3 separate regions of the Homo sapiens genome follow, and regions 2 and 3 are each linked to region 1. A link is a loop called in an ENCODE intact Hi-C map of the cell type or tissue named here. Cell type or tissue: PC-9. All regions are shown on one strand. Each heading gives the region's core, and the rest is flanking DNA. Links, peaks and the distances in the headings are about the cores only. Region 1 overlaps DYNC1I2 (dynein cytoplasmic 1 intermediate chain 2). Region 2 overlaps SLC25A12 (solute carrier family 25 member 12). Region 3 has its middle 24 kb from the start of DLX2-DT.

The links. A loop is a pair of places that touch in the nucleus more often than their neighbours do. Peaks named below come from ENCODE experiments on the same cell type or tissue, not always from the same donor. Only the 100,000 strongest peaks of a DNase experiment are listed, where the experiment ranks them.
Region 2: a loop joins it to region 1, with 2.3 times the contacts of the local background. A loop is called at or near these places in 4 of 110 quality-filtered maps.
Region 3: it touches region 1 in a loop (8-fold over the local background); 22 of 110 quality-filtered maps call a loop at or near these places.

What each region holds. Positions count from the first base shown.
Region 1 is chr2:171,698,971-171,709,909 of GRCh38, forward strand. It overlaps DYNC1I2 (dynein cytoplasmic 1 intermediate chain 2), which reads left to right. Exons shown (of 18, transcript NM_001378.3): 4 at 7,577-7,594; 5 at 8,317-8,407. Among named protein-coding and RNA genes, the nearest start is that of DYNC1I2, 17 kb to the left of the region's middle. In PC-9, for the core only: CTCF peaks have their summits at 4,834 (motif pointing right), 5,033, 7,377 (motif pointing right) and 7,580; a DNase peak (open chromatin) is centred at 4,861; H3K27ac peaks cover 1,164 bases.
Region 2 is chr2:171,793,170-171,804,108 of GRCh38, forward strand. SLC25A12 (solute carrier family 25 member 12) reads right to left here. Exons shown (of 18, transcript NM_003705.5): 14 at 458-598. Among named protein-coding and RNA genes, the nearest start is that of SLC25A12, 96 kb to the right of the region's middle. RefSeq lists an enhancer at 4,990-5,520. In PC-9, for the core only: no CTCF peak of the experiment used is centred there; a DNase peak (open chromatin) is centred at 5,462; H3K27ac peaks cover 803 bases.
Region 3 is chr2:172,121,778-172,132,716 of GRCh38, forward strand. No RefSeq gene overlaps it. Among named protein-coding and RNA genes, the nearest start is that of DLX2-DT, 24 kb to the left of the region's middle. RefSeq lists a silencer at 5,020-5,196 and enhancers at 9,844-10,538, 10,539-10,939. In PC-9, for the core only: CTCF peaks have their summits at 5,659 (motif pointing left) and 5,876; DNase peaks (open chromatin) are centred at 5,644 and 6,884.

The sequences.
Region 1 (10,939 bases), core at 1,683-9,682:
TTACTGGTGTGAGCCACCACTCCTGGCCTGCATGTATTTTAAAAATAGATTAGCTAGGCTGGGCATGATGGCTCACGCCTGTAATCCCAGCACTTTGGGAGGCCGAGGCAGGCAGATCATAAGGTCAGGAGTTCGAGACCAGCCTGGCCAAAATGGTGAAACCCCGTCTCTACTAAAAATACAAAAATTAGCTGGGCATGGTGGCAGGCACCTGTAATCCCAGCTACTCTGGAGGGTGAGGCAGGAGAATCGCTTGAACTCGGGAGGCAGAGGTTGCAGTGAGCCGAGATCGCGCCATTGCACTCCAGCCTGGGCAACAGGGTGAGACTCCGTCTCAAAAAAAAAGAAAAGGAAAAGATTAGCTAATATTTTATTGAGGGTTTTTTGTATATGTACTAATGAATGAAATTTGCCTTTGATTTTCTTATACTATCCATGTTCATTGGTCATCATGGTTATGGTTTTAAAATAAATTGGTCAGTTTTTGCTTTTGCTATTTTGTAGAATAATTTATAAAAGATGCCTGTTTCTTAAAAGCTCATTAGATTTCCATTTTAAAACTGCCTTGATTATGACTTTTTTCTACAGAGAGTAGAGAGCAGGGGTTATTCATCATTTGGAGTGTGTGTGTGTGTGTGTGTGTGTGTGTGTGTGTGTGTGTGTGGCGGCGGGCGGGGGTGCAGTTTAGAGACAGGGTCTCAGTCTGTGGCCGAGACTGGAGTGCAGTGGTGTGATCTCAGCTCACTGTAGCTTCAGTCTCCTGGGCTCAAGTCCTCCTGCCTCAGCCTCCTAAGTAGCTGGGACTACAGGCAGGTATCACTATGCCTGGCTAGTTTAAAAAATTTTTTTTTGTATAGATGGGGTCTCGCTATGTTACCCAGGCTGGTTTCAAGCTCCTGGCCTCAAGTGATCCTCCCGCCTTGGCCTCCCTAACTGCTCAAGTTTTTTTAATGGTTATAGTCTCTTCAGATTTTCTATTTCTTCTTATGTCTGTTTTTTTCTCCCCAAAACAATAAACATTTATTATCTCTTATAGTTTCTGCTGGTCAAGAATTTGGTAGCAGCTTAGCTAGGTGGTTCTGGCTCAACTTCTCTCATTGGGTCAAAGTCAAGATTTCAGTTAGAGCTTTAGTGATCTGAAGTCTTGACTGAGGCTCGAGGACTTGCTTTCATGGTGGTTCGTTCACATGGCTGGCAAGTTGGTGTTGGTTGCTAGTGGGACAGCTGAGTTCCCATCCTCGTGGGCCACTCCACGGATCTACTTGAGTATCCTGGTAGCATGTTAGCTGGGTTCTCCCAGAGTGAGCAATCGAAGAGAAAAAGAGAGTCAGAAGAAAACTGTCCTTTTTATGACTTAGATTTGGAAGTCACAAAGCATCACCTCTGCCACATTCTGTCCATTGGAAGAGAAACACTAAGTCCAGCCCACATTCACAGAGAATTTACCCATAAATCAAAGTCACAAATTTTTGAGGGATTTTCTGAGAGATTTCAACATTTAAAAAAATCGTAGCCTTATAAGTGATGAAAGGCATTTTAATAGAGTTTTAAGCAGGATAGTGTCTTAGATGGGTCACTAAACCAAACTACTGTAGAGACTAAAGACTGGCTTGTTTAATCGTAACTATAACCAGCTTTCAATTACCCTAGTTTTTTTGTTTTTTGTTTTTTGTTTTTTTGAGACAGAGTCTTGCTGTGTCGCCCAGGCTGGAGTACAGTGGCGTGATCTTGGCTCACTGCAAGCTTCACCCCCTGGGTTCCCGCCATTCTCCTGCCTCAGCATCCAAAGTAGCTGGGACTACAGGCGCCCGCCACCACGCCCGGCTAATTTTTTGTATTTTTAGTGGAGATGGGGTTTCACCGTGTTAGCCAGGATGGTCTCAATCTCCTGACCTCGTGATCCACCCTACTCAGCCTCCCAAAGTGCTGGGATTACAGGTGTGAGCCACTGTGCCTGGCCAATTATCCTAGTTTTATAGCCTGTCTTAGGTGACTCTGATTTTTGAGAGTTGACTCTGAGAAAAGTTGGTTAAAATAAAAAATATGTCTTGATAAACCATTTGTAGCCAATAACAAACTGATTTTATCTTAATGGATTTGAACTCAAAAACAAGCTTTTTGCTGGGGTAAATATTGTAGTATTAGTATTGTATTTTTATATTCATCTTGAATGGGCATGTTTAGACTATAAACTTTAAAAGAGATCATTCCCCTGCTATTTTTCTTTTTTTTGGAGACGGAGTCTTGCTCTCTCTCCCGGGCTGGAGTGCAGTGGCACGATCTCCACCTCCCAGGTTCAAGCAATTCCCCTGCCTCAGCCACCTGAGTAGCTGGGATTACAGACATCTGCCAACAAGCCCAGCTAATTTTTGTATTTTTGGTAGAGACGGGGTTTCACCATGTTGGCCGGGCTAGTCTCGAACTCCTGACCTCAAGTGATCCACCCACCTGGTCCTCCCAAAGTGCTGGGATTATAGGTGTGAGCCACTGTGCCCAGCCCCTTGCTGTTTTTCTTTATGCCAACTTTTTTTTTGTTTGTTTATGAGTGTAGATACAAGAGAGAAAGGGAGAAGGAAGAAAGATACCATTAAACTTCATACTGTTAGTTTAATGTTATTACTAAATTAAGCCATGGAGAGATAATTTAGTTAAGTAGCTACTTTTTAAAATAAAAATGTCCCTAGTGAACATGATTGGCTATAGAAAGGTTTTGAAGAACATTTTATATATGATTTAAACTTTGTTGAGTATTTGGATTAGTTATAAGACAGTGGGGAAGGTAGCATATTTTATCTCCAGTCATTTTATAAATAGATTATTAATAAAAAATTTTTTACAGAGTATACTATCTGGCATAATTTTCAACAAAGGTTTTTCTGAGTGGGGCGGAATAGTATCTTCCTCTTGATTAAATATTAGCTTATCTGTTGTGAACTATTTGACTTCAGAGTTTTTAGCTGTCAGTAATTAAGAGTGGAGACTCAATTCTGGTCAAGATAGAACATTGTAGGGAGCAGTAAATAAATATGCTTTGAAAAACAAGCCAAATGTCATTGCTTTAATTTATTTAGCTTATGATATCTATTTGAAATTTTCAATAATGTGTAGGCATGTGAGATTGTGTTTATCAAAGCAGCATGAGCTGATTAACAGTTGAATTACCAGTTTCTCCAAATAGCTATGAACAAAGGGTTGGCTGTTCCTTCCCAGAAAAGGTTAACACTGTATTTAGATTTAAGAATTTAAGTTTCCAAGTTAGATCTACATCTTTTCCTTTCTTTGAGGTTCTTATTTCTAAATGATGTTTCCCTTTCTTGTTGGCAGATTTACCATTATAATGGAACCTGTGAAGGGTTAAAGGCTTTCTGAAGATCTCATTACCGTTAGAAAATTAGGCTAAGTGCATTTCATAATCCTTAAAACATATGCCTACAAGTCCAGTATTTATTTGTAATTTGGCCTGAAAAATACAGGATACGGATGAAGGCCATGGCTTTCAAACCTTTTTTGACAGTAAACCACAGTAAAAAATCTATTTTGTATCATGACTTAGGATGGATACTTGTTTTTCTTTTCAATATAGAATGTACTCCTTATTAAATATTTTTAAAGCATAGAAGTATAAAAACACTGGGTTTATTTTAAAAAATCAATCTATTGTTTTCCTAAAGTGGATTTTTTTTTCCTACTAAAAACAATTGGTTTAAAGAAAAAAGAGATACAGCTAATCAAACCTCTCATAACTTTTCTTTGCTGGTAGTTTTTTTTTTTTTAAACAGTCTCACTCTGTTGTTCAGGTTGGAGTACAGTGGCACAAACTGCAGCTTCTACCTCCAGGCTCAAGCAGTACTTTCACCTCAGCCTCCCAAGTAGCTTGGACTACAGGTTCACACTACCATAGCCATCTAATTTTTTTGTTTTTGTAGAAATGGGGACTCACCCATCTCTACAGGCTGAGTGTGCAGGCTGGTATCAAACTCCTGGCTTTAAGCGATCCTCCTGCCTTGACCTTCCAAGATGCTGGGATTACAGGCATGAGTCACTGTCCCTGCCTACTGGTAGATTCTTAATTATTTGGCAACTTGATGACTTTTTGTTAGAGATTCTTGAGAGCAAGGAGAATATATTACTTACATTTTTACCTCTGGTGCCATCACAGGCTAGACACCTAAATTTTTGTTCCATTATTACTAGGTCATGTCTTACCGCCTGGTAAGGGCGAATTAAAGCCATTCTGCTTTAGGACAACAACTAAATCGTATTGTTTAATTTAATTATTTTTTGAGACAGGGCCTCACTCTGTTACCCAGGCTGGAATACAGTGGTGCAACCATGGCTCACTGCAGCCTTGACCTCCTGGGCTCAAACAATCCTCCCGCCTCAGCCTCCTGAGTAGCTGGGACTACAGCCATGCGCCACCATGCCCAGCTGATTTTTTGTAGAGACAGAGTCTTGTTATGCTGGCCAGGCTTGTCTCAAATTTCTAGGATCAAGGAATCCTTTTGCCTCAGTCCCCCAAAGTGCTGAGATTATAGGCATGACACATCACACCCGAGCTAAAATGTTATTTTCACTTATTAATTTCTTTTTTTTAATGTAATGCTCTAAATCACATTGACAAGGAGAATAAAGGAAATGAAACTCTTACGAGAGATTAGTAGAGGATATTTAAACCTCATTATGAAGAGAAAGAGCAAGGGGAAGGAAGAAATTAATATTTCAGAGAGTTAAGGTTTAAAGTAACATCTTTCAGAAGGTCAAAAAAAAGTAAGGTATGAAAAATAGGTAGTTATTTAAATTTTAATATTCCGGGCTAAGAACACTTGTGTCCAGAAGGGGGCATTATTGTAACGTGGACTGTGTTTGAGTACTGAGTATCATTGATGACCTTAGAAGAGACTTCACAACTTTGGGTTCCACGCATCCCAAAAGCTCACTCCTTCCATTTCACAGTCTTCTACCAACACTCCCATTCCCTACATTCACCTTCCTTAGCTTTCTACCTTTTCCAGGTCTTTCTTCCTGATAAAAACCCCTTCTTGCCAGAGGCTTTCTTCTACTTGAAAAATAATTCAGCTATGTGCCATCCTTTGCCCTTGAGACTTCTGTGTAGTTCTGAGTGGTTGACCCAGACTTAATGCTAATTCTAAATCTAGGTGCATTCCCAGGTCCTTTGTGGTCTAAAAATATTCTAGTTGTTTCTTCACAGGCCAGAAGCCAGCAGTGTTAATTTTATATCCTTGGAAGGACAAGGTCTAAGCTGGTAGGAAAGGCTTTCTTGATTGCCTTTTTGTCCTGGATAGTTAAAGAAGTACAGTCTTTCTCACATTACCTACATGATCAGTGACTGCCATGGTTTAGCTTTTTTTTTTTTTCTTTTTTTTTTTCTTCTGTGACAGTTGTCAAAGAAGAGAATAGGTATCTGTGCTCTAAACTTCTAAGAAGCTGAAATTCATTAACATATTCACCTATGTTTATATTAATTCCTTTACTTTATACCATTTAAAACCTGTTTTAGGCTGTTTATGTGCAGAACTGTGGAGTAAAGGTAATCTGATTGAATCACTGTTCTTACTAAGCAGATCATATCTCAGATACTTGGCAAAAATTAATTAGTAATGGTTTATGTTATTTTCAAGGCTGATTAGACTTACAAACTGTCTTTAAAAATGAATTCCAGAAGTGAGTCTTTTCTTACATTTGAGAACCTGTGAGTTGATTAGTGTTTCTGTTTTGTTTTGGCCTCCTGAATGCATGCATTCATTTGTTCTCAGGGGTTTATTGAAGTCTGGGAATATAGTGGTATTTGCCTTCTTGCATAATTCTAGTATTCTTTGATTTTTCTAGATTAATTGGATTAAAATGTAGCAGTTACCAAATAACACTATCATTCCCCTTTTTAAAAATTAATATTCCTCCTTTTGTAATGATAGTAATTTTTTTCTAGGATTGTCCCTTCTGTGGTATACATTATTTATTATTGCAAAATGTAGCTGTGGCTCAGATAATAGCTAAGAGTCCTTTATAGAGTCTTTTCCATCATTTGGCTTGAACCTATATTTGGGAGAAAGAAGATAGTTCTGGGATGGAGATATTTATATAATTACAAATGTGAAGTCACTGTGATTTATTTTGGCTTTGGCTAAGAAACTGTGATAATATGGTAGCATCACCCTTTTATTTTTTATTTCTGAAACTTTTATTTCAGAACTGGCTGTTAATGTATCTGTTTATCTGTGTAATTAGTATTTAGCCTGTTTCTGTAAAGAATTTTGATTAACATTTTTTAAAAATGTAGTCTTTAACCAAGTAAAATACTGTTGAACTTGTTCAGTGGAGTCATTGATACTTGAAATCATCAGAAAGGGGGAAAAGCATGTTAAACTGAAAAAGAATTCTGTAGTTCATCACAAATAGATTGATGGGAATTTTACTAATTTTCCTCCAACCTCTGATATGTACACTTGGAAAAATTGTTTTTCTGAGTATGAAATTAGGTATGTAATTTAAAGCATACAAAATTTCTTCTTTAAAAATCTTGAAAACATTGTGGTGCCTCACTATAATTTAATAAACATTTATTTGTGTTTACAGCACAGTAGGCAAACAACTGTTAAGTATTACTCTAGTCCTATATCAGTTGGGACTTAGACTAGGGGAAGCCTCACAGTGAAAGATGGACAAAAAATGAAGAAATGTAACCTAAGATAAATTAAGGGACATTAATATTCTTCTACTTTAGATGAAAATCATTTTTAGGTACTTTGAATTATACATACAGCACCTAGCACAGTGCCACCTACATGTAAACTATAGGAAGCTATCTGGTCTTATAGTTGTTTCTGACACATTTAATCACAATATTAGAAACATTGATGAAGTTTTTATAGTCCTTTGAAATTTAAGCAGTTAGCCACTGTATCTTAGGAAAGAAATATTCTAGTTGTGATTTTTTTTTCTTATAATCTTATTGGTGTCAATTAGAATTTACCATTGAAAAAATAAGGATGATCAGTTTTATACTTATGTTTAAGATGTGAGCCATCATAATATATTATACATTTTGATAGATTACCAAGCCCACTGTTTTTACTGCAGCGTGTATAAACATTTAGACATAATTTTAAGGTTCAATGAATGTGACTATCCTAAAAAACACAGACTTTTAATTAAATACTTATTTCTTTAGTTCCTATATAACTAGGAACTTGCCTTCTTTTCAGTAGACTGTTAAAAGAAGGGCTTTCAGCTCAACATAAACTGTATTAGTCACTTAATATCATACACTGAAAAATTATTTTGAAAAGATACTTGGGATTGGGGACATTTATGATAAAATTTAACCAGAAGATGGCAGTGATGATCCTCCTATACTCCCTGCAACGGTAATCAAAAAGTTTTACAAATGTCATAGCATGAAATGTGCACGTTCAGCTGTTGTTATATAATGTTAAAAGTTGAGGATCTAGGGGAAAGCACTTGCTGTTTATTTTATATACTATGAAAAATGTGTATTTTTCTATAAGAAGGGATTAAGAATATTTTGGGTGTCTGTATCTTTGTCTGTACACTTCAGTTTTTTCTGAATACTGGGGTAAGGAAGTTCCCATAAGTCTTGCCTTGTTTATTTGCATGCATCACTTTATGTTATGCATAATGTCTAGAAGGCATGCTGTTTTATTGCCTGTTTGCATTTTTCACCCAAATTGCTGGAAACTAATGAACATTTTAAAGGAGCCATTCCTTTAGCTGCAGTCATTTCTCTAAATTGATATCTTTTTTTGGGGGGGAGGCAGTGAAATCATTTTAAACATTACTTTTTGAAAGAAAAAATTATTAGACAAAAGTTAATATTTTAAAATAAATCTTGAGAAACTAGAGATTAAATAACTTAATGAAACATATTTCAGAGTTGAATTTTGGCAGCAATTGTAAATAATATTTATAATCTGGTGATATTAAAAGTGAAAAGTTACAAGGGGGAGAAGGAATGCTCTCCTTTGAAAATTAGTGGCCACATTTGGTGATGGATGAGATGAAGATGCATCCTTCCATAATCTTGCCTTTTTAAAAAAATTATAAAGCTCAAATGCATTTTGCCAGAAAAATTGCATGAATCTTCAGCATGCATTGTTAACTTTTTGTCTTTTCCCCTTTCTTTCTGCTGTTCATTTTCATTCATATATTTTTGATTTTTGGTTTGCCATTGTTTTTTTCTTTTTTGTTAATTACTTCATTAAATTATTTTTGAAACGTCATAAGCTGAGCAACCTCTCCGTGTAGTAACAGCGGATACCTGTCTATTTCACTATTTAGTCCCTCCTCCTATGTCTCCATCCTCCAAATCTGTGAGCACTCCAAGTGAAGCTGGAAGCCAAGACTCTGGAGATGGCGCCGTGGGATCTAGGTACAGTAATTTTCCTTTTAATGTTTTAATGATAGAATGCATTCAGTGCCCAAATACTGTTGATACTTTAAAGGGACTCTAAATAGTTGTGTCGAGTTAGTCCTAACATTTTAAAATCTAAAATGGCATAGAAATTCTCTGTTGGACACTGGGAGAAAAAAAAGGTTTCTTTGTTTTTTTTTAATAATATTTTAACTGTCACATTTAATTAACTTAGTACTAAATAGTCAACCGGTTTTATGCTAATTATTTTATATTAAAAATAGAGATATTAATGCTTTTAGATTTTTCTGTTTAAACTTTTTGTTGGTTATTACGTGAATGTTTTGGGTGTAAATAGTGTAAAACCTCTCTCTTGTGCTTGATTCCCCATTCAGTAATTGAAAATGTAAACAATTCTGTTAAACAGTTCAATTCTGTTCTATTAAGTCATTAGTTCTGCTAATTAAGATAGAGAATAATAATGCATAAAATGTCAAGAGTAAGGAATAACTGCTAAGGACAACATTGAGAATGTTTACTGTCAAGCATTCCTGAACTTGCATCTTCCTTGTAAAATTACATTTCGTGTTTGTTTTAGGATCCTGCATACATGTTGGGACTTGCTTTTCAAAAGTTCAGTAAGATTTCAGCTTTCTTTCAAAGATCATATTGGGAAAAGTATTACTACTTATTCCTCTTTGTCTCTCTCACACACACACACACACACACACACAAAATAGTGAGTATTAAATGTACTTTTTGACTTCTGAAATGAAATTAAACATAGGTAGTCAAAATCCACAGCTGATTAAGAATGCTTATTTTGGGCCAGGAAGTTGCATGTCCTCACCAAGAAAATCTCTTAACACACCTTTTAATAAGACATAAGCTGTTAGAAGTTTTAAGCTTTTTATGCCTGAGTCCCTCTAGTTGAAGTTACAAACCAGTAATAAATATCTAAAAGACAGGGCAAGAAAAAAAAAGCAAGGTGGCTGGATGATCTGTAAACTCAATACTTCAATCAGCTCTTGAATAATCAGGTTATCATTAACAATTAAAAGGCACATAAAGCTTGCCAGCTTGAATTTGAGAAGTGCTTTCCAAATAGAACCAAAATCACAAATCTAAGCTATACTATCTTTGGAGGAAAATGACATAACTCTTTCATTTAAGGAAAATCAAAATTTTCTTTTTAGAAATAATGTTATTACCTTATAAAATAGTATGCATTACAGAATAAAGACAATTTGTCTAGTGTAAATTCATTTTTATAGGGTTAAAATTTTTTTTCATATTTTGTGCTTCTATATTTTTATACAAATATGTCATTATTCCTTTATTTTTTATTTTTTTTGCAGACAGGGTCTCTGTCACCCAGACTGGAGGGCAGTGGCGCAATCTTGGCTCACTGCAACCTCTGCCTCCTGGGCTCAAACGATCCTCCCACATCAGCCTCCCGAGTAGCTGGGACTGCAGGCACGCACCATCATGCCTGGCTAATTTTTGTATTTTTTATAGAGACAGGGTTTTGCCATATTGCCCAGGCTGGACTCGAATTCCCAGACTCAAGTGATCCACCCACCTTGGCCTCCGAACGTGCTGGGATTATAGGCATGAGCCACTGCACCCAGCCACTATTCCTTTAGACAATTAATAATCAACTGGCATTTTTAAGTGAAAGCGTTTTTTTTTCCCTTCTACAACATTACCATAGTAAAAATGTTTCCCAAGATTAAAAATTACTATATTTATTAAATGTCTTTATTTGATATTATACATTATTTTTATGTAGATACTATACTGTGTACATTATGACTCATCGTTCCTGATTTTGAATAGTAGATTATTTTAATTCAGTGTCAGCAAGTTTGCTTTCAAAAGTACTTTGACACTTAAGTTTTTTAAATTAATGTGAATTAAAACATGTCCCCATGAGTTTTATGGACAACCCAGAGATTATTAGAGACCTTTTAGAATATTGTAAATTAATACAGGGAGTAATAATGGTAAGAAAAATATTTATTCATGTATAGAACAAATATTAAGTTACCAACTTTATTAAAATACTATGGTTTACCACAGAAGATAAAACATTCATGGTCCTTGCTTTCATAGAATTTACATTGTAGTGATTACATCATTAATTTAAAGATACTGTTGACTTTATTGGAAAGCCCTAAGGGTAGTGTGCTATGTTTAGTGTGAAGCATAGTTTTTTTAATGATAAATTGTAAAACACAAAAACAAATAGTTAATATTTTTTAAAGTATTTGTTCTTGTTAGATAATGAATACAAAATTGGTTTCTTGTGAGTTTAACGGAGAGAAAAATCCTCTTTTTGAGTGAGGTGACCTTACATCTTTCTTTTTTTCTTTGAGATGGCATTTCCTTCTTGTTGCCCAGGCTGGAGTGCAGTGGCACGATCTTGGCTCACTGCAACCTCCACCTCCCACGTTCAAGCGATTCTCCTGCCTCAGCCTCCCAAGTAACTGGGATTACAAGCATGCACAACCGCGCCCAGCTAATTTTGTATTTTTAGTAAAGACAGGG
Region 2 (10,939 bases), core at 1,518-9,517, 94 kb after region 1:
TAACTTCTTAAAGACCTGAATCCTACCAAACTCTACTACTGTTTTACTGTGGTCAAATTATTAAGACAAAAGCTCCCACTGGGAAGATAACAATAGAGATAATCAGACCGAAAATAAACATAAGACTATTTTGAAGCCCTAAACCAACCCAAAGAGAGCACCAGGGAAAGTTTTCCCAAGCCCCCCAGCAAATGAAAGGCTGTGAGCCTGAGGCCAGCAGGTCTGCGGTGCTGGCCTCCTTGCTGGCAGTTTCATAAAAGCCTGATGACAACAGGAGAGGCTGCATGTGTATCCCACTGCCTCTCATACAAGTGTCCTGATTCTTTTCTTTTTGTTTGATTTTCTGCTCCACAGACTACCCTGCTGGACAAGATTGCTTTTCAACTTGGAGGGAAGAAGTCTGGTTTCCACATTCTTTCATATTTTATTGAGTACATTATAACCTAAACCTACCCACCTTATACAGACCAAAAATTCCCAAGTCCCGGAGCACATTCAGGGCGCTGACTCTGGGTCCCGTGGTGATCTCTCCAGCTACTTGCAGACGAATCTTCACTATCTCCAATGGGTTGGTAAAAATGACCTGAGAGCCTCCAGCCTGTAGGCAAGGGAGAAGAGACAGGCAGATTCCACATCAGAGCCCGACTGGCAGCGTAAAAAAGGAAAATCCAGCAAAGCCTCCACATCTTGCTATCTTGAAAAGAAGGAGGTGAAACTTCCTTCCTCAGGGGGGAATGACAGTTTGACACTTAGGCCAACCCTGGAGAGGTTCAGAGGGATGGTCCCAAACTCTGTCTCAGATCAATCTACCTCTGGGTTTGTTTCTAGCTGAAATGTCAAGATTGTTTCTCAGACCAGTCTTTCCAGGATCACCCCAGCCATATTCAAAATAACAAAATAAACCCATTTGGAAAAAAAAGCGGAGCCAGATGTGGCAGCAAGGTACTCAATGAAAGAAAAAGAGATAGTAAAAGACTGTCATATTTTACAAGCCAGAGCTAAAATTCAGAGCTACAATTATTTTTTTCCTCTTTGTGGTAAGCGTTCTTGGCAGCAGACCCACTTGCTTCTGCTTCCTTGGATTGTAGAGCAATTAAAACTACTTTGGTGCCTTAAGTCAGAAGGGGAAAAGTCTCCTCCAGTTCCAATTCTAAAATGTATTATCCTAAGCAAAACTCTGATACAGGTACATGGCTACACCCACACAAAAGGGAAGAATTTAGAAAGATAAATTTCAGTATCATTTCAAGACAAAACCAGAAAAACTCTTCAAGGCAAAGCTGAGAAATGGAACATCTAGTTACCATGAGTACAACACCCTCAAGATCAAAGCCACATTCTATATTCCTGTGGTGAGTGACAGAGATTTGAATTTGGATAATGAGAGTATATTTGCATCTGAAATCTGTTAACTAGTAGAGAAAAAAAAAAAACGTTTAACAAAACTTCTACCAACTTCTTTTTTTTGGTTTCTGTAAGAAAGAAAAAAATGTGTGTGACTATGGATATATAAAAATAAATAAAATATATATCTCCTTTCATGAAATGAAAAATCCCATTTGTACATCTTCAACTGTAGCTGTTTATATTATGTAATCATAACCATACTCATATAATATTCATAATGATATTCATATCATTATAATCATTGTATATAATCACATGTGAAATATGAAATCTGGGGCACTGTAATTCCACAGGTATAGAACACCTAAAAATTCACATGCAGCTTTCAATGGCACTTCAGTGCTCAACCTTTGCCCACATTCCTGCTCACTTATCTAAAACCCAAAGCCCTCCCAGACCCGCTTCCAAGGGGCAGGAACATGGCTCAGCCCATTTTCCTAATTGCCTTGGGACTATAAATCCCCCAACTACCCCTATTCCAATCCTGACTCCTTAACTCCTTTCAATATTCAAAATTGCCAGCACTGATACTAAATTCCTTCCCTCTTCATGGACAGCTTATTGTCCTGGATTCCCCAGGGCCTTAATCCCCTCTTTGTCCTTCGAGCAGGGAGGTGCAGCAATTTGCTATCTCTCTCTCATGGTTTCCTCTAACTCCTCAACTCGACACAATCCAGACCACTGGCACACAGGTCCCCCAACGATGTACTGACCCAATTTTACATGTTGATTTGCCTGCCTTTCTCTCTCTTTGAATCTGTTGTACTGCAGGCAGAAGGAAGCACTTTAATGTTTCAATCTAAGCAAACAATACTTTCAAAAGGATTGCTGCATGAAAAATTATGTTAAAATGATAATCCAAGTAATTGCTCCTGTAGCTAGTATTAAAGACCAAATCAATTGAAAAAGTTTACTACTTCCCTGAAATCTCTTGTTTAAATAATGGTTGCAAAGACTATCTTAAATAATGGTTGCATATCTGCTTTATGTTTTAACTAAAGCAGATTTAAAAATGAATAGAACCACAAATTTTTATTCTAATTCCCCCAAATTTGCCACTACCAGACAGTGTCAGTCCCTGGGTGCCAAGTGTTAAATGTGGACATTATGTTTAAATAAATACTAAGGTCTTTCATGTTTGTAATCATTAGTAAATTATAACATCCTGCTGGGCAGGAGTACTCCAATCCGTGTCCCCCACCCCCACCCCACAGCTGCCTCCTCCTCTTCCTTCTCTCTTTTAGAAATAATTGATTGAGATTTATACTCCTTTAACAATGCTTCAAATTTTTTGAAGTATACAAGTAATAGGCTTTCTACTGAAACTTTACAAAAATGGTACAATAAAAAGAAATAACTGACTACATTTTGTTTGTGTTTGTTTGTTTGAGACAGGGCCTCACTCTGTCACCCAGGCTGGAGTGCAGTGGCAGGAACAGCTCACTGCAACCTCAACCTCCCCAGGTTCAGGTGATCCTCCCACCTCAGCTTCCCGAGTAGCTGGGACTACAAGCGTGCACCACCACGCCCAGCTAATTTTTGTATTTTTTGTAGAGATGGGGGTCTTACCATGTTGCCCAGGCTGATCTCGAACTGCTAGGCTCAAGCGATCCACTCGCCTTGGCCTTCCAAAATGCTAAGATTACAGGCGTGAGCCACTGCACCCAGCTGGGACTACATTTTAAAAATACATACACCTTAATTGTTGTATGCTTTGAAGATTAGTTACCTAGCACACATACCAAATCCCAACAACGCACAGGACATAACCACAAAACTCAATTGATGTGCATTTATAAACACATATAATCTAGCAAGTAAGAGTGCAAATAATCAATGACACTATAGCAAGGCACACATCTGTAAGTTTGTTTCATGCCTATGTTTGAAGGAGGAAAACTTCTGACAATTAATGATTTGTATATGTTTTAAAAATTAACATACAAGCCAAGTGCAATGACACATGCCTGTAGTCCCAGCTGCTCACAAGACTGAGGCAGGAGGATTACTTGAGCCCAGGAGTTCAAGGCCAGCCTGGGCAATGGAGCAAGACCCCTATCTCTTAAAATTTTTTTTTTTTTAGTAATTAGTATACATTTTTAAAACCTCATGATAGGCCTAGGAACATAAGGCAAATACTTTCCAGAAACGCTGAATAATTTTAGCAAAGATAAAGACTGCAAAAACCGCAGTTACTTTTGTACCAACGTAATAATTTGTCTAAAACTCTGGATGTTTATAATGCTTAAAGGGAAACACACATGGCAAATATGCACTGTTCTTTTTCGGATTCTGAGGTTGACCACTCTCTCTATCCTACATATTAAACTGGGGATAGGGAAGGGGGAGTAAAATCTGAGATTAGTTCAATTATACTGGTAATAAATCAAGCAACTCAGAATGAGGGACTATGATGTTATCAAACTCTTGAACTGGGTGTTTCCTCTCTGCGAAACAAATACAGAGAAATACCATATTTCTTCTAAGACTCTATTGATTATAAATGATATCATTAATAACAGCTTTCCAAAGGGGAAAAGCACTGCTTGCAGTAAATATAATCTTTAATATAGAGAATTTCATAAATACAGTAACTTTTCAATAAAAAATAGTACCTGTATTTCTACAAATATGCTAATGTTTGCTATTTTTAATAGCAGCAAAATTGAACAGGAAGAAATTCAAATTCCCAATAAAACAGCTAAGTAGATACAATTCTATGCTATTAATTGGGCAATATGATTTGATAATAAAATCACGCCAAATGACAAAAACAGAACATAAAATATTAGGCACACATTTGATCATAAATATGTCAAAATTTACCTAAGTTTCTCAAAACCCAAGTGGCTTAAAGATTAAAACATTGATTGCCTCCTGGAAAGAGAAACTGAATAGCTGGGAGAAATAATTTTCATAGCATACTCTATTGTACCTTTTAAATTTCAAAACATATGAATGTATTAACTACGCAACAACAACAAGAAACAGACCTGGTCTTAGAAACAATGGCTTCTTTATAGACTAAGTCTTCTCTCGCATATTCTTCTTCATGGTAAATTTGGTAATTTGGCAAATATATTTTTTAAACTGGTTGGCGTTAGTTACTGTGGACCCAAGGTTTTTTAAAAAGCTTATTATATATGAACATCAAAAAACCTAATCAAATATAGCTAGTGACCTGAAATAATCGACACTAAGATATATAAAATTTTAAATTAAATCACAATGATACACAGCTATATAAATGTAAATGGACATTGCTAAATTTGGCATCTTGCTGCTTCTGTTACTAATGCTTACATTAGATAACATACCACTCTATATCATACCTTTGCTGAATTTTTTTCACTCATGAAATCACCAAAATTAGCTTCTAATTCTCTAATTGCTTAAATTTCCCGCCTATTTTTTAAAAGAGATACAAACATTAATACTAAAACAGACTTAGATGCTTTCTATTTTTCAGTATTCTGTTGTCATTTCTTTGTTCTAGAACTGAGTTTAAAAGATACATAAAAGAGAACAAATCTCATTTTGAATGAGGGTTACCCATATATAACAGAAATGGAAAGAATAAAAAACTTCCATTTAATCTTATATCATATGAATTTTTTAATGAGAAAATCAACTAAAGCTGACAGCAAAAGTTAGCGGGGAAAAGGATGTAATTTTGAGATGTCACCATGCCTCCACAGTGCCAAAGGCCGAGGGGCTGTATACAGGATTAGGCCTATTCAACCTTCTGCCCTCTCAATCCTACCCCTGGGGCAAGGTTCACAAAGAGGTTGGAGGCTGGGCCCTGCTTGTGCCAAGTCCTTTGTTTATTTCCTTCTTTGATCTGTTGTCTCCTATAGATTGAAATGATTTCCCTCCAACCACAAAATATCCAATCTAAGCAACTCATTATAAAGTCTTCCCTTATCGAGACTGATGAAAATCTAACTTCAATTTATTTAAGGTCACATCAACTCCAGATGAACACAGTATGTGCGTATAAAATAACCAGATAAACAGTAAAAGTCACAGAACTAGCTGTCACTAGGACTGACTCAAGAGGAACAGGAACAGACAGTGACTCAGCCTTGCACACCACCAACCGTTCATATTTTTGTAAAGCAATAGGAAATGCTATGGTTCTTTCTAAAATAGGATAGTGATAGTTTAAAAGAAATAAATGCAATGTGCTCATTGCTGAGTGATGATATATGCGAGGGTGTTACAAATTAACACTACATATACTCCTAACTAGGGTAAGGGAAGTGCTATGATCCGAATATTGGTGTTTCCCCACAATGCATATGTTGGAACTAATATCCAACATTATAGTATTAAGAAGTAGGGCCTTTTGGGAGGTGATTAAGTCATGATGGTTCTGCCCTAGTGAATGGGATTAGTGCCCTTATAAATGAGGTTGAAGGGAGCTGCCTTGTCTCTCCTACCATGCAAGCACACAGCAGCAAGGTACATGCAAGCACACAGCAGCAAGGTACATGCAAGCACACAGCAGCAAGGTGCCATCTTGGAAGCAGAGAGCAAGCCCTCCCTCACCAGACACTGAATCTGCTGGTACCTTGATCTTGAACTTCCAGCCTCCAGAATTGTGAGCAATAAATTTCTGTTGTTTATAAATTACTCCATCGAAGGTATTTTTTAATAGCAGCCAAAATGAACTAAGACAGCAAGAATGAAAATCCCTGTGTACCTATCATAAGCCACTTTTGACATAAATATATAAGGATTTTCAACTTGTATGCATATCTATATGTGTTCACATAAGTATGTAGGCATAAAGTTGGACTACACTAATTCCTGGGGATGAGAGGTGGAAGAGCTGTTTCCAAACTACTCTTTAGAGATATACAAGCTTGGCTTGCTGAGGAAGACATAGAATTCTTCATCATAAGGAGCTGGCTAGTTACAGATCTTGGCCCCCAGGATTAGTAAATGCTCCGCCTAACATGTGGGCTTTTTGCTTTACCGATATGAAGGGAGGGTGTGTGTATGTGGTGTGTGTAGACACATGCTTAAGCTGAGAAAAAGCATGGGAGAGTTGAAAGATTCTAGGTTTGGAAGACTACTGACCTAGATCGTCATAGATTTTGCATTCGGCATAACCATTCCATTCCCACAACCATGCTCTCTGCCTCACCGAGGTCTTGTGCACTACTAACTCATTTGAGAGCACTATGCAGACTGAAAGCAAGACACAAAGGGAAAGAACGTGTTCTCCAGAAAGTGTGTTCGCATAGGGTTGTGAAAATTCACCTGCAACATTAGCACTTTGCTGAGTAATAAGTTTTGAGTTTCATGACTTCCATCCACTCAGGAGTATATACTCTCTGAAAGAGGTAATGCAGTCAGCTAGGTAAGTTTATCACTAATCTCTGATTCGAGTTTAACAATTAAAAAAGAACAGGTACTTACCAAAGAGACCATTAGAAAGTACCTAAAGGTTAGTCCATTTAGATTTTTTAATATTCTGCTTTGTTAATTTGAAAAGATATTTAAATTTATTCTCCCTTAAGTTTCTGGATCTATCCAAAAAACTACATAATTACTTTTTCTTTAAAAACTACTATAAACATCATTAATAAAAGTAATAAACAAGTCACAAACTGGCAAAAAAATATCCACAACACATCTGTTTGACAAAGGGCTGTATCCATGATGTATAAACAACTTTTACAATTAGTAAAAAATATGAAACCTAATAAAATGTACGCAAAAGACTTGAACAGATACTTCACACACACACACACACACACACACATATACGAATAGCCAATAAACACATGAAAAGATAATCAACATCTTTAGGAATCAGAAGAATGCAAATTTAAACCACAATAAGATACTATTTCACATACCTACAATGATTACTATCAAAAACACTACAGATATCAAACATTAGTGAAGATGTGGAACAACTGGAATACTTGTACACTGCTTAGGAGACTATAAAATGATCCATCCACTTCTAAGAACTAACTGGCAGTTTATTTTAAATTGAATATACATCGACTCTATTCTATTCTTAGATACCCAAGAAAAATGAAAATATTGGTTGACAAAAAGATTTGTACAAGAATGTTTACAGCAACCTTATTTGTAACAGACAAAAACCCAAACATCCATCAAGAGAAAAATGGATAAACAAATTGTGGTAAATTCGTACGATGAAATACTACTCAGCAAAATTTAAAACAAACACAAACCTGATACCCACACAAGGATGACTCTCTGAAAACATGTTAAACAAAAGAAGCCAGCCATGAAAGAATGCATCTCGTGCACTCCATTTACATGAAATCCAAGAACAACAAAACTTCAGACAGAAATCAGAAGTGTGGTTGCATGGGGTAAGGGAGAAGGGACTGAATGGAAAGACGCATGAACGACTTTTCTGGGGTGAAATGTTCATTATCTTAGGTGGTGATTACATGGGTGTATACAACTGTCAAAACTCATTGAGCTGAATATCTAAAATCTGTTCCTTTTAAAAATGTTAATTATACCTAAAAAACCAAATATGTAAATATGTCATATTCATACACTTATTAAAGGAAGGAAGGAAAGAGGCAAGAAAGTCACTATAAAGTTGAATAGTGTCATCTAGATTTATTTTGACACAATCAATGATTTGATTCCCCCAAAAGGACATCATAGAATAAAAGGACTTGGTCTAAAAAAATCAGAATACTTGGGTTCACATGAAACCTCCAGCATATATTAGCTGTGTAAATTGGGGTAAGAGAGTTAGCCTTTTTGGACTTCTGTTTCTCATCTACCTATTTTATAGAGGGTGACAATAATGCATAATAATGTACTTTGAAAATTCTAGGTTGACATTAAGGTACTATTTTTGCCCACAATAGATATCATAATCAAACATTCAATTATATTTGTGTCTTCGAATAAACATACATTTGTACATATAAATATTATATATAAACACATATATACAGGTGGTCCCCAACTTAACAATGATACAACTTATGGTTTTTTGACTTTACAATGGTGCAAAAGCAATATGCATTCAGTAGAAACAATACTTCAAGTACTCATACAGCCTGTTTTTCACTTTCAGTACAGTATTCAATAAATTACATGAGATATCCAATACTGTATTATAAAACAGGCTTTGTGTTTTATGATTTTGCCCAATTATAGGCTAACATAAGTGTTCTGAGCATGTTTTAGGTAGGATAGGCTAAGCTATGACATTCAGAAGGTTAGGTGTATTAAGTGCACTGTTGACCTAAAAATTTCCAACTCATGATAGGTTTATTACAATGTAACCTCATTGGAAGTCGAGGAATATCTGGATCTGTGTGTGTGTGTGTGTGTGTGTGTGTGTGTGTGTGTGTGTGTACAGAAAGACAGAAATTTTCTAATAGAAAAATAAACATATGGTCTGATAAGAATGGTTTACCTATGAGAATAACAGGAAAAATTATTTAAAACCTACTGTTACATATTTAATACTCATACAACACTCAACATTCATAAGAGATATTTACTGAGCAACTGTATACACACACATACAATCTTACCCCATCTCCACCTAAAAAAGGGTCAAGCAATTTTAAAAAATTATTATTATTTGTAGAGATGGGGGGTCCCACTATGTTGCACAAGCTGGCCTTGAACTCCTAGGCTCAAGCCATCTTCCCACCTCAGCCTTCCAAAGTGTGGAGGTTACAGTCATGAGCCACCACACCTAGCCAAGGTCAGGCAATTTAACCTAGAGTTCAATTTATAGATACTACAAACAAATAAACAAAAAACATGTTGGGATAGCACATCCAAGTTATCATAAATTCTGAATGAGTAAGTTTGTTTGAGAAGATTTTGATATAGATACAAAACACAAGTTTGGTTAATGTTCACAATGAGATTTAAAAATCTGAAAATGGGCCAGGCACTGTGGCTCACACCTGTAATCCCAGCACTTTGGGAGGCTGAAGTGGGTGGATCACGAGGTCAGAAGATCGAGACCATCCTGGCTAACACGGTGAAACCCCGTCTCTACTAAAAATACAAAAAATTAGCCAGGCCTGGTGGCGGGTGCCTGTAGTCCCAACTACTCGGGAGGCTGAGGCAGGAGAATGGCGTGAACCCGGGAAGCGGAGCTTGCAGTGAGCCAAGATCACGCTACTGCACTCCAGCCTGGGCGACAGTGCGAGACTCTGTCTCGAAAAAATAAAAATAAAAATAAAAATCTGAAAATGCACAATCTGTTTATACTACTATTCCCAAAGGTTATATACTACTTCTAAAATAAGACATTCCACTGTGACTCCCTCTTTCCTGTAGTAAGTGAGAGTTGCTTGCATTTCCAATCAGGAAGTCAGAGTCAACAAAACTTCCATCTGGTTTTAAAAAGTGTGTGTGTGTGTGTGTGTACACATGTGCACACATATGTCTATGCATAAGAGCATGTACACATGTATATGAAAACATTAGAAGGAAATACACCAAAACATTAGCAATCAAAACTAAAACAAAACTGACATTTAGTAATATCTCTCTCTGTTCAAGGCAAAAAAAAAAAACCTAAAAAACTTAGGCTTAAAAATCGGAAAAGACCTAGATGTAAAAGCTAAAACTATAAAACTCTGAAAAGAAAAAAGGAGGCATACATATAAAGTCAATTTCTATATACCAGAAAAAAAAGGCATACATCTTTCATGATCTTGGATTAATGACTTCTTAGATATAACACCAAAAGCACAAACAACAAAAGAAAAAATAGATTAAACGAACTTCATTAAAGCCCAATTCTTCAAAAGACATCATCAAGAAAATAAAAAATATCTGAAAAGGGACTCATATCTAGAATATACAAAGAACTCTGTAACCAAAAAACAATCCAATTTAAAAATAGGCAAAAATTCTGAATAGACATTTTTTCAAAGAAGATATACAAGTGGTCAATATGCACACAAAAAGATGCTCAACATTGTCAGTCATTAGGCCACAATAAGGTATCACTTTTCACTCAGTAAGATGGCTATAGTAAAAAGACAATAAGAAGTGTTATCAAAGATGTGGAAAGTAGCTGTGCATGATGGCACATGCCTGTAGTCCCAGCTACTCAGGAGGATGGGGCAGGAAGATCACTTGAGGCCAGGAGTTCGAGGCTGTAGCATGTGATGTTCACACCTGTGAACAGTCACTGCACTCTCAGCTTGGGCAACATAGTGAGACGCTACCATTATTTAAAAAAATACACACACACACACACACACACGCGCGCACACACATACTAGCAAAGATGTAGAGAAATCAGAAGCTTCACACTACTAGTAGGGATGCAAAAGGATGTAGCCACTTTGAAAAACAGTCTGGCAGTCCTGAAAATGCTAATTACAGTTGTCATATGACACACCAATTCCACTCATACGTATATACCCAAGAGAAATGAAAACATGTCCATGCAAAACCTTATATACCAATATTCATAGCAGCATTATTCATAAGTCAAAAGGTAGAAACAACTCAAATGTTTATCAACTAATGAATGAAC
Region 3 (10,939 bases), core at 1,671-9,670, 420 kb after region 1:
GGGGAGGCTGCAAAATCAGCAAAGCTGTGGTTAAGATGGCAAACAACTTTAACCTGGGCGTGAATGAGGATGACAACATTGAGGAGCTCCTAGAGGTGGTTCCTGAGGAATTGACTAATGAAGAGTTGTTTGAAATGGAATAAGAATGTGTAGCTGAAGAAGAGGCAAGAGAAAAGGAAACTGTAAGAGATATAAAACAAGAACCACCAAGAAAATTCACAGTGAAGGGTTTATCAGAAGCTTTTGCAGACCTCAAAAAGCTCCTTAAAAAGTTTGAAAACAGGCTGGGTGCGGTGGTTCACGCCTATAATCCCAGCACTTTGGGAGGCTGAGGCGGGTGGATCACTTGAGGTCAGGAGTTTGAGACCAGCCTGGCCAACATGGTGAAACCCCATCTCTACTAAAAATACAAAAATTAGTTGGAAGTGGTGGCAGGTGCCTGTAATCTCAGCTACTCAGGAGGCTGAGGCAGGAGAATCCCTTGAGCCCAGGAGGAGGAGGTTGCAGTGAGCCCAGATCACACCACTGCACTCCAGCCTGGGGGACAAGAGTGAGACTCCATCTCAAAAAAAAAAAAAAAAAAAAGTTTGAAAACATAGACCCTAACAGGGAAAGGTTTTCATTAAGAGAGAGGAATGTCCATGGCGCATTACCTGGTTACAAGCAAATCTACAATTAAAAAATAAAAAAAGAAAGAAATCAAGCAAACCACCTTGAACATATTTCTAAAAAGAGTGACACCACCCCATTAAGAGCCTCAGGCAGGTCCTTCAGGAAGCATTTCAGAAGAAGGCATTGTTATCATAGGAAATGACAGATCAGTGCATGTAATTGATCCTGAAGACCTTCCAGTGGGACAAGATGTAGAGGTGGAAGACAGTGATATTAATGATCCTGACCCTCTATAGGGCTAGACTGATATGTGTGTTTTTATCTTAGTTTGTAACAAAAGTTTTAAAAGTAAAAAAAATAGTAAAAAATTTTAAAAATAGAAAAAAGCAGGCCGGGTGCCATGGCTCATGCCTGTAATCCCAGCAATTTGGGTGGCCGAGGTGGGCAGATGACTTGAAGTCAGGAGTTCAAGACCAGCCTTGCCAACATGGTGAAACCCTGTCTCTACTAGAAATACAAGAATTAGCACTGGAAATCGCTTGAACCCAGGAGCGAAAGGCTACAGTGAGCCGAGATCATGCCATTGTACTCCACTCCAGCCTGGGTTGAGAGCGAGACTCCATCTCAAAAAAAAAAAAAAAAAAAACACCTTATAGAATAAGGATATAAAGAAAATATTTTTGTACAGCTATACAATGTATGTTTTAAGATAAGTATTATCACAAAAGAGTCAAAAAGTTAAAGAAAACTTTAAAAGTTTATAAAGTAAAAAAGTAGTAGTAGGGTGGGTGCAGTGGCTCATGCCTGTAATCCCAGCACTTTGGGAGGCCAAGGCGGGTAGATCACTTGAGGCCAGGAGCTCGAGACCAGTCTGGCCAACATGGCAAAACCCTATCTCTACTAAAAATACAAAAATTAGCAGGATATGGTGGCAGGTGCCTGTAGTCTCACCTACTCAGGGGGCTGAGGAATTAGAATTGCTTGAACCTGGGAGGTGGAGGTTGCAGTAAGCTGAGATTGTACCACTGCACTCCAGCCTGGGTGACAGAGTGAGACTCTGTCTCAAAAAAAAAAAAAAAAAAAAAAGAAAGAAAAACGCAACAGTAAGCGAAGGTTAATTTATTATTGAAGAAAAAATTTTAAATATATTTAGTGTAGCCGAAGTGTCTACCATAGTGTACAGTAATGTCCTAGGCCTTCACATTCACTGACTGACACCCTGAGCAACTTTCAAGTCCTGCAAGCTTCATTCATGGTAAGTGGTCTATACAGGTATACCATTTTAAATTTTATATGCCATATTTTTACCATGTCTTTTCTTTTTTTCATTATACTTTAAGTTCTAGGGTACATGGGCACAATGTGCAGGTTTGATACATAGGTATATATGTGCCATGTTGGTTTGCTGCACCCATTAACTCATCACTTATCTTAGGTATTTCTCCTAATGCTATCCCTCCCCCGGCCCCCCTCCCCAGCAGGCCCCGGTGTGTGATGTTCCCCACCTTGTGTCCAAGTGATCTCATTGTTCAATTCCCACCTATGAGTGAGAACATGTGGTGTTTGGTTTTCTGTCCTTGTGATAATTTGCTGAGGATGATGGTTTCCAGCTTCATCCATGTCCTTGCAAAGGACATGAACTCATCTTTTTTATGACTGCATAGTATTCCGTGGTGTATATGTGCCACATTTGCTTAATCCAGTCTATCACTGATGGACATTTGGGTTGGTTCCAAGTCTGCTATTGTGAATAGTGCCACAATAAACATACGTGTTCATATGTCTTTATAGTAGCATGATTTATAATCCTGCGGGTATATACCCAGTAATGGGATTGCTGGGTAATCTAGTTCTAGATCCTTGAGGAATCGCCACACTGTCTTCCACAATGGTTGAACTAATTTACACTCCCACCAACAGTGTAAAAGCATTCCTATTTCTTCACATCCTCTCCAGCATCTGTTGTTTCTTGACTTTTTAATGATTGCCATTCTAACTGGCATGAGATGCTATCTCATTGTGGTTTTGATTTGCATTTCTCTGATGATCAGGGATGATGAGCATTTTTTCATGTGTCTGTTGGCTGCATAGATGTCTACTTTTGAGAATTGTCTGTTCATATCCTTTGCCCACTTTTTGATGGGGTTGTTTTTTTCTTGTAAATTTGTTTAAGTTCTTTGTAGATTCTGGATATTAGCCCTTTGTCAGATGGGTAGATTGCAAAAATTTTCTCCCATTCTGCAGGTTGCCTGTTCACTCTGATGGTAGTTTCTTTTGCTGTGCAGAAGCTCTTTAGTTTAATTAGATCCCGTTTGTCTATTTTTTACTGTATCTTTTCTATGGTTTTGTTGTTGTTGTTGTTGTTTTGTTTTTTTGTTTGTTTTTGAGATGAAGTCTCACTCTTGTCCCCCAGGCTGGAGTGCGCTGGTGCGATCTTGGCTCACTGCAACCTCTGCCTCCTGGGTTCAAGTGATTCTCCTGCCTTAGCCTCCTGAGTAGCTGGGATTACAGGCGCCTGCCACCATGGTCAGCTAATTTTTGTATTTTTAGTAGAGACGGGGTTTCACCATGTTGGCCAGGCTGGTCTCAAACTCCTGACCTCAGGTGATCTGCCTGACTTGGCCTCCCAAAGTGCTGGGATTACAGGCATGAGCCACCGCACCCGGCCTCTATATTTAGATATATTTGGATACGCAAATACATACCATTGTGTTCTCATTGCCTATAGTATTCAGTACAGTAACATGCTATACAGGTTTGTAGCCCAGAAGCAATAGGCCCTATTATATAGCCTAGGTGTGTAGCAGACTATACCACCTAGGTTTGTGTAAGTACACTCTATCATGTTTGCACAATGATGAAATCGCCTAATGATGCCTTTCTCAGAATGTATTCTCTTCATTAAGCAACATATGACTGTACTTAATAAATGTAACTCTTATGTGGTCTTTTTTTGGGCCAGGGGAACTGTAAAAACTTACTGAGACAATGAAGGAAGGCATTGTGAACCAAGAAATTTGGGGAACCTCTGGCCTAATCACTGCTTATCTGTATTCCATATATTCGATATGTTGTATTTTAATTATCGTTCACTTTGAAATGTTTAAAATTTTCCTTGTGATTTATTCTTTGACCTATTGTTATTTAGAAGTATGTTATTGGCCAGGTACGGTGGCTCACACCTGTAATCCCAGCACTTTGGGAGGCCGAGGCAGGTGGATCACCTGAGGTCGGGAGTTCGAGACCAGCCTGGACAACATAATGAAACTCTGTCTCTACTAAAAATATAAAAATTAGCTGCGCGTGGTAGCAGGTGCCTGTAATCCCAGCTACTTGGGAAGCTGAGGCAGGAGAATTGCTTGAACCCAGGAGGCGAAGGTTGCAGTGAGCTGAGATGGCACCATTGCATTCCAGCCTGGGCAATAAGAGTGAAACTCCATCTCAAAAAAAAAAAAAAGAAAAGAAAAGAAAATTTCTATGTCTTTGCTATTTTTTTGGATTGTTCTATCAATTACTGAGAAAAAGATATTAAAATCTTCAATGATGTTTATAGATTTGTTAGTTTTTTCATTTAATTCTATCGGTTTTTCTTTATGTATCTTGGAGTTCTGTTTTTAAGTACATACACGTCTTCCTGATGAATTAAATCTTTAATCACTGTGTAATGTCCCACTGTATCTCTGGCATACTCTGTCTTGAAGACTATATGATCATAAGATAGCCAGTCCAGCTTTTTCATGCTTATTGTTTGCAGGGTATATCTTTTTACATCTTTTTCTTTTGATCTATCTGTCTTTATATTGAAAGGTCAAATTAGTGAGGGTCTAATCAACAGACAAAAATGATACAGCAATTTGAAGTGGGAATGCTTAATATAAAGAATTATTAAATAAAACGCGATTGAAATAATGAGAGATTGGCTAGTAGTAAAGAAAACTCTAAAGAATATAGAAATAGCAGATATAAGGAGCAGCCACTGTCCTTAAGGCTGAGATAGGTTGCCCAGAGAAGAATGCCCTTCCTCTCTACTACTACCTCGCATGCCCTTCTTGCCAAGCTGAGAGCTAGACCTTGTTGAAGAGGGTGGCTCATTGAATGGCAGAGAAGCCAATGTGATGCCACATTAACAGAACTTAATGTGGCCAGGCATGGTAGCTCATGCCTGTAATCCCAACACTTTGGGAAGCCAAGGTGGGTGGATCACCTGAGCAGGAGTTCGAGACCAGCCTGGCCAACATGGTGAAAACCCATCTCTACTAAACATAGAAAAGTCAGCTGGGCATGATGGTGGGCACCTGTAATCCAGCTACTTGGGAGGTTAAGGCAGCAGAATCGTTTGAACCTGGGAGGCAGATGTTGCAGTGAGCCAAGATCACGCCACTGCACTCCATCCCGGGCGACAGAGCGAGACTCTGTTTCTAAAGAATAAATAAATAAATAAATGAACAATAAGAAAAACCCCAGAACTTGCTGGAAATCCACCCTCCAAAACTTGCCAGATACTTACTTTCTTTTCCTTTTTTTTTTTTTTTTTTCAGACGGACTCTCGCTCTGTCGCCCAGGCTGGAGTGCCGTGGCTCGATCTCGGCTCACTCCAAGCTCTGCCTCCCAGGTTCACGCCATTCTCCTGTCTCAGCTTCCTGAGTAGCTGGGACTACAGGCGCCCGCCACCACGGCCGGCTAATTTTTTGTATTTTTAGTAGAGACGGGGTTTCACCATGTTAGCCAGGATGGTCTAATCCGCCCGCCTCGGCCTCCCAAAGTGCTGGGGATTACAGGTGTGAGCCACCGCGCCCGGCCCATCCAGACACTTATTTTCTAGGGTACCAATGAAAGTCGTTAATGCGGAGTGAGTTTTGCTAGAGGTTTTTTCTGCTATGAAACTGCCTGAGAGGGTATGCAGAAGTTGCTGCCTTCTGTTTACTTCTGACTACTGTGAACTTCAGGAGCTGGGCACTATAGAAGCTGAAAGTGCCTCAGGTTATCTGCTGAGAGAGCACTACAAAACCAGGAAAGAAAATCCTTTCTTCCTGCAGTGTTTCTCTAGTGCCCTCTACTGACAAAACTTGGTATTTTGCTAGATGGCAAAGGGAAAATATCTAAAGAACCTAGCTCCATTTTTACAGGACCTGCAATGAAAGGTGAATTTGGGGCTGAGAGGCAATAAATTGGTAACTGGCACAAGTATGTCTCTTGTAGAAAGCATATAGTTGGGTCTTGTTTTTTTCATTTAGTTTGATAACCTCTGCCAAATTTTGTCCATTTAGATTTAATATAAATATCAATAGATTTGGACTTATGTCTATTTGTTTTCTGTTTGTTTCATTGGTTTGTTTTTGTTCCTCTGTTTTTCCTTTGCTGTTTTCTCTAGAGTCAGTTGGGTATTTTCTTAAAATTACATTTTTAAAATTTATTTACTTATTTTTGGAGACATTGTCTCACTCTATCACTCAGGCTGGAGTACCTTGGTGTGATAATAGCTCACTGCATCTTCAAACTCCTGGGCTCAAGGAATCCTCTTGTCTCAGCCTTCTGAGTAGCTAGGACTATAGGTGCATGCCACCATGCCTGGCTGGTTTTTTTTTTTTTTTTTTTTTTTTTTTTTTTTTTTGTAGAGATGGAGGTCTTGCTATGTTGCCCTAGCTGGTATGAACTCCTGGACCCAAGAAATCCTCTCACCTTGGCTTTTCAGTGTGTTAGAATTGCAGCTGTGAGCCACTGTGCCTGGTCCCATTTTATTTTTCGATATTGGCTTTTCTGTTATTCTTTGCACCTTTTTTTTTTTGGAGACGGACTCTCGCTCTGTCGCCCAGGCTGGAGTGCAGTGGCGCAATCTCGGCTTACTGCAAGCTCTGCCTCCTGGATTCACGCCATTCTTCTGCCTCAGCCTCCCGAGTAGCTGGGACTACAGGCACCCGCCACCACTCCTGGCTAATTTTTTTGTATTTTTAGTAGAGACGGGGTTTCACTGTGTTAGCCAGGATGGTCTCGATCTCCTGACCTTGTGATCCACCTGCCTCGGCCTCCCAAAGTGCTGGGATTACAGGCTTGAGCCACTGTGCCCGGCCCTATTCTTTGCATTTTTATTTTGAATAGTTGCTCTAGGGATTATAATATATGTCCTTAACTTTTTATAGTCTACCTGGAATTATGATACCAGTTCATATTACATATAAAAATTTTGCAACCATACAGTTTTATTTACCCCCAATCCTTTATGCCAGGGGTTGGCAAACTCTTACTGGTGAGTCAAATCTTGGCTGTATCTGCTTTTATTTTATTGCAACATAACTACACACATTCACTTATGTATTGTTTATGGCTACTTTCATGCCATGTGATGGTATAGTTGAATAGTTGTAACAGAGACCACATGGTTTACAGAGCCTAAAATATTTCCTGTCTTACTATTTACAGAAAAAGTTTGTTGACTCCTGCTTTATGCTATAGTTGTCACATGTATTATGTATGAGAATGCTGTAGCTACCACAATACTTCGTTACAATTTTGCCTTAAATAGTCATATGTATTTAAATAAAGAGAAAGAAAAGAAAAGATAATCTTTTATATTTGCCTACATATTTATTATTTCTGGTGGTCTTTTTTTTTTTTTTTTTTTTGAGATGGACTCTCATTCTGTCATCCAGGTTGAATGAAGTGTGGTGGTGTGATCATAGCTCACTGCAGCCTTGAACTCCTGGGCACAAGTGATCCTCCAAACTCAGCCTCCCAAGTGGTGGGTACCACAGGCATGCACCACCATGTCCAGCTAATTAAAAAAATTTTTTGTAGGATATGTTGTTGCTTTGTTGCCCAGTCTGGTCTTGAACTCCTAGGCTCAAGCGATCCTCCTGCCCTGGCTTCCCAAAGTGCTGGGATTACAGGTGTTAGCAACCATACCTGGCCATCTGGTAGTCTTTATTTCTCCCTGAAGAGCTGAGTTTCCATCTGGTTTCATTTTCTTCCAGCCTAAGCTTTTTCCTTTAGCATTTATTGTAGCATAGGTCTGCTGTGATGCATTCTTTTAGTTGTCATTTATCTGAAAATGGCTTTATTTTGCTTTCATTCTTAAAATATATTTTTACTCAATATAGAATTTTGGGTTGACAGTTTTTTTTAAAAAAAGATTTAAATATTACACCACTGTCTCTGGCTTCCATTGTTTTAGATGAGAAGTTGTCTATTAAAACTATCATTGTTCTCCTGTAGTAATGAGTCATTTTTCCTTGGTTGCTTTAAAGATTCTTCTCTTTATCTTTGGTTTTCAGCAGTGATATACCTAGATGTGGTTTTTATTTCTCCTGCTTGAATTTGCTGAGCTTCTTGAAACTGTAAATTTATGTTGTTCACTAGATTAGGGAAGTTTTTGGCCATCATTCCTGGACAGTTTTTTTTTTAGCTCTCTTTTCTCTTTTTGGTCATTCTGGGGTTCCAATTATATGTAGGGTAGATTGCTTGATATTGTCCTATAGGTCTCTGAGCCTTTTGTTTTCAATCTTTTTGTCTCCCTGTTTTTCAAACTAGGTAATTTCTAGTTTACTGACTCTTTCTTCTGCCATCTCAGTCTGCCCATTCAGTGGGGTTTTTATTTCGTATGTGTACTTTTTATTTATATTTTCTTTTCTTTTTTCTTTTTTTTGAGATGGAGTTTCACTCTTGTTGCTCAGGCTGGAGTGCAATGGCATGATCTCAGCTCACCACAGCCTCTGCCTCCTGAGTTCAAGCAGTTCTCCTGCCTCAGCCTCCTGAGTAGCTGGGATTATAGGCATGCACCACCATGCCCTGCTAATATTTGTATTTTTAGTAGAGATGGAGTTTCTCCATGTTGGTCAGGCTGATCTTGAACCCCTGACCTCAGGTGACCCACTTGCCTCAGCCTCCCAAAGTGCTGGGATTACAGGTATGAGCCACTGTGCCTGGCCCCCCTTTTTTTTTTTGACGGGATCTCACTCTGTCACCCATGCTGGAAGGCAATGGCGTGATCACAGCTGATTGCAGCCTCGATCTCTGGGGCTCAACTGATCCACCCACCTCAGCCTCCCTAGTAGCTGGAACTACCGGCATGTGCTACCATGCCCAGCTAATTTTTGTAGAGATGAGGTCTCACTATGTTGACCAAGCTGGCTTTGAACGCCTGGCCTCCAGCAATCCTCCTACCTTGGCCTCTCAAAGTGCTGGAATTATAGGCATGAGGCACCATGCTTGGCCTGTAATTTTAAGTTCTAGGATTTCCATGTGATTCCTTCCATTTCTTTGCTTAGCTTTTCTTCCTTTCTTTCTTTCTTTTCTTCTTCTTCTTTTCTTTTTTTTTTTTTTTTTAGAGAGGGTATCTTGCTCTGTCACCCAAGCTGGAATGCAGTGCTATATTCACAGCTCACCGTAGCCTCAGATTCCTCGGCTCAAGCAATTCTCCTGCCTCAGCCTTCCAAGTAGCTGAGACTACAGGCTTATGCCACCATGCCTGGCTAATTAAAATTTTTTTTGTAGATACAGGGTCTCACTATGTTGCCAGGCTGATCTTGAACTCCTGGCCTCAGGTGATCCTCCTTCTTTGGCCTCCTAAAGTGCTGGGATTACACGTGTCAGCCACCACTCCCAACCTTAAATTTTTAATCTGCTTATTACATGCATATTTTCCTTTATATCTTTTAATATTAGTTATAATAATTTCTTTAAAATCCTTGTCTGCTAATTCCAACATCTGGGTCATCTTACTGTTAGTCTTTCTTGATTGCAACTCACTACTGGGTTGTGAAATAAAATTAAAGGGTTGTGGTCAGCATTACAAGAGAAAATGGATGAAAAATAGAAGTGTGAAAAGTGAAGATGTTATTTTATGGAAAATTTATTTATGTATGTATATATAAACATGCATATTCTTTGTCACTGTGTAAAGTGTATTTCTTATTGTGGTTATGGTAAAAAAAATTTGAAAGCCACCAGTAGAAGACAAATGTGGAGTGGAATCTGTTTTAGAAGAAATACTTCAAATTCTTAGAGCTAGAGTTTTCCTAAGGGAAACAAATGTGTTTATGGTCTAGTGGACACTTTCATTTCAAAGGAGTAAAAGCACAGGATAGAAGCACTTGCTTGCCATTTGTCAATGCTTGGCTCTCTGCATAAGAACATCCAGGAATTTTATTAAAATATTTAAGGCTGGGCACGGTGGCACATGCCTGTAATCTCAACACTTTGGGAGGACAAGGCAGGCAGATGGCTTGAGCAGGGGCATTTATGACCAGCCTGGGTAATATGGCAAAAGCCTGTCTCTACAAAAAATACAGAAATTAGCTGGGTGTGGTGGCAGGCGCCTGTAGTCCCAGCTACTCGGGAGGCTGAGAGGTGGGAAGAACCCTTGAGTCCAGGAGGCTGAGGCTGCAGTGAGCTGAGATCACACTCCAGCCTACGTGACAGAGTGAGACTCTCTCAAACAAAACAAAACAAAACAAAACAAAACAAACATTCAAATAGTTCCTCCTGGACCAGGCTCAGAGGTCCCAAGAGCAGAGCAGGAGTAATCTGCATTTAAAAAGTTCCCCTAGGTGGTCCTTATGCAAAGGAAAGTTTGAGAACAGAGGCTTACACTACAGATTAGCATCTGAGAAAGAAGTGATAATAATGGCTACTATTCATTGAGCTTTGACTTGGATAACTGAAGCCAGAGAGGTTAAATAATCTACTTGAGGTCACATAGCTTGGAGGTAATTGGTCTGAGACTCTAACTAGGATTATCTACCTCTAAAGCCCTAATTCTGAACCACTGAATGGAGCTGAGTCTAAGACGCCAAGTCTGCAGTGAGGCAGGGAAATCACTGGCACCAGCAATGGCTTGACTGGGCTCCACTCTGTCAGCTGTGTCACCTCAGGCAGATTTTACAAGTTCTCTGGGCTTTGATTCTCTTCTCTGTAAAATGAGGGTCTAATGACTCTACTGGCTCGGGCTTGTGAGGAGTTTGGGCTGTTGCACATGTTGGGTGAGTGCTATTGGTCCTTGCATTCTGCACTTTTATCACACTCTGCCCTTTTCTCAAACTAGAGCAGTAATGAAAGGAGTGTTGGGGGACACCATAGGCCCTGTTACAGCCAGACTTGCGGGGAGGACCTTAAGGGCTAGGAGGAGTGGAGGCCAACCTTGAGAATACAGGCCAGGCTCCTGGGGTTGGTTGGTAAAAGCAGGAGAATGCAAAGGGCTTGTTTGGGCCTGGGCAGAGTTTCTGGGCTGAGTTGCCCAGGGCCTTTGTGAAGTTTCCCTGTGCCTGTGATCTTCATGAGGTCAGGGCAGTCTGCTCTCCACTTGGTTAAAGTATATTTCCAAAGCCGAGGGACT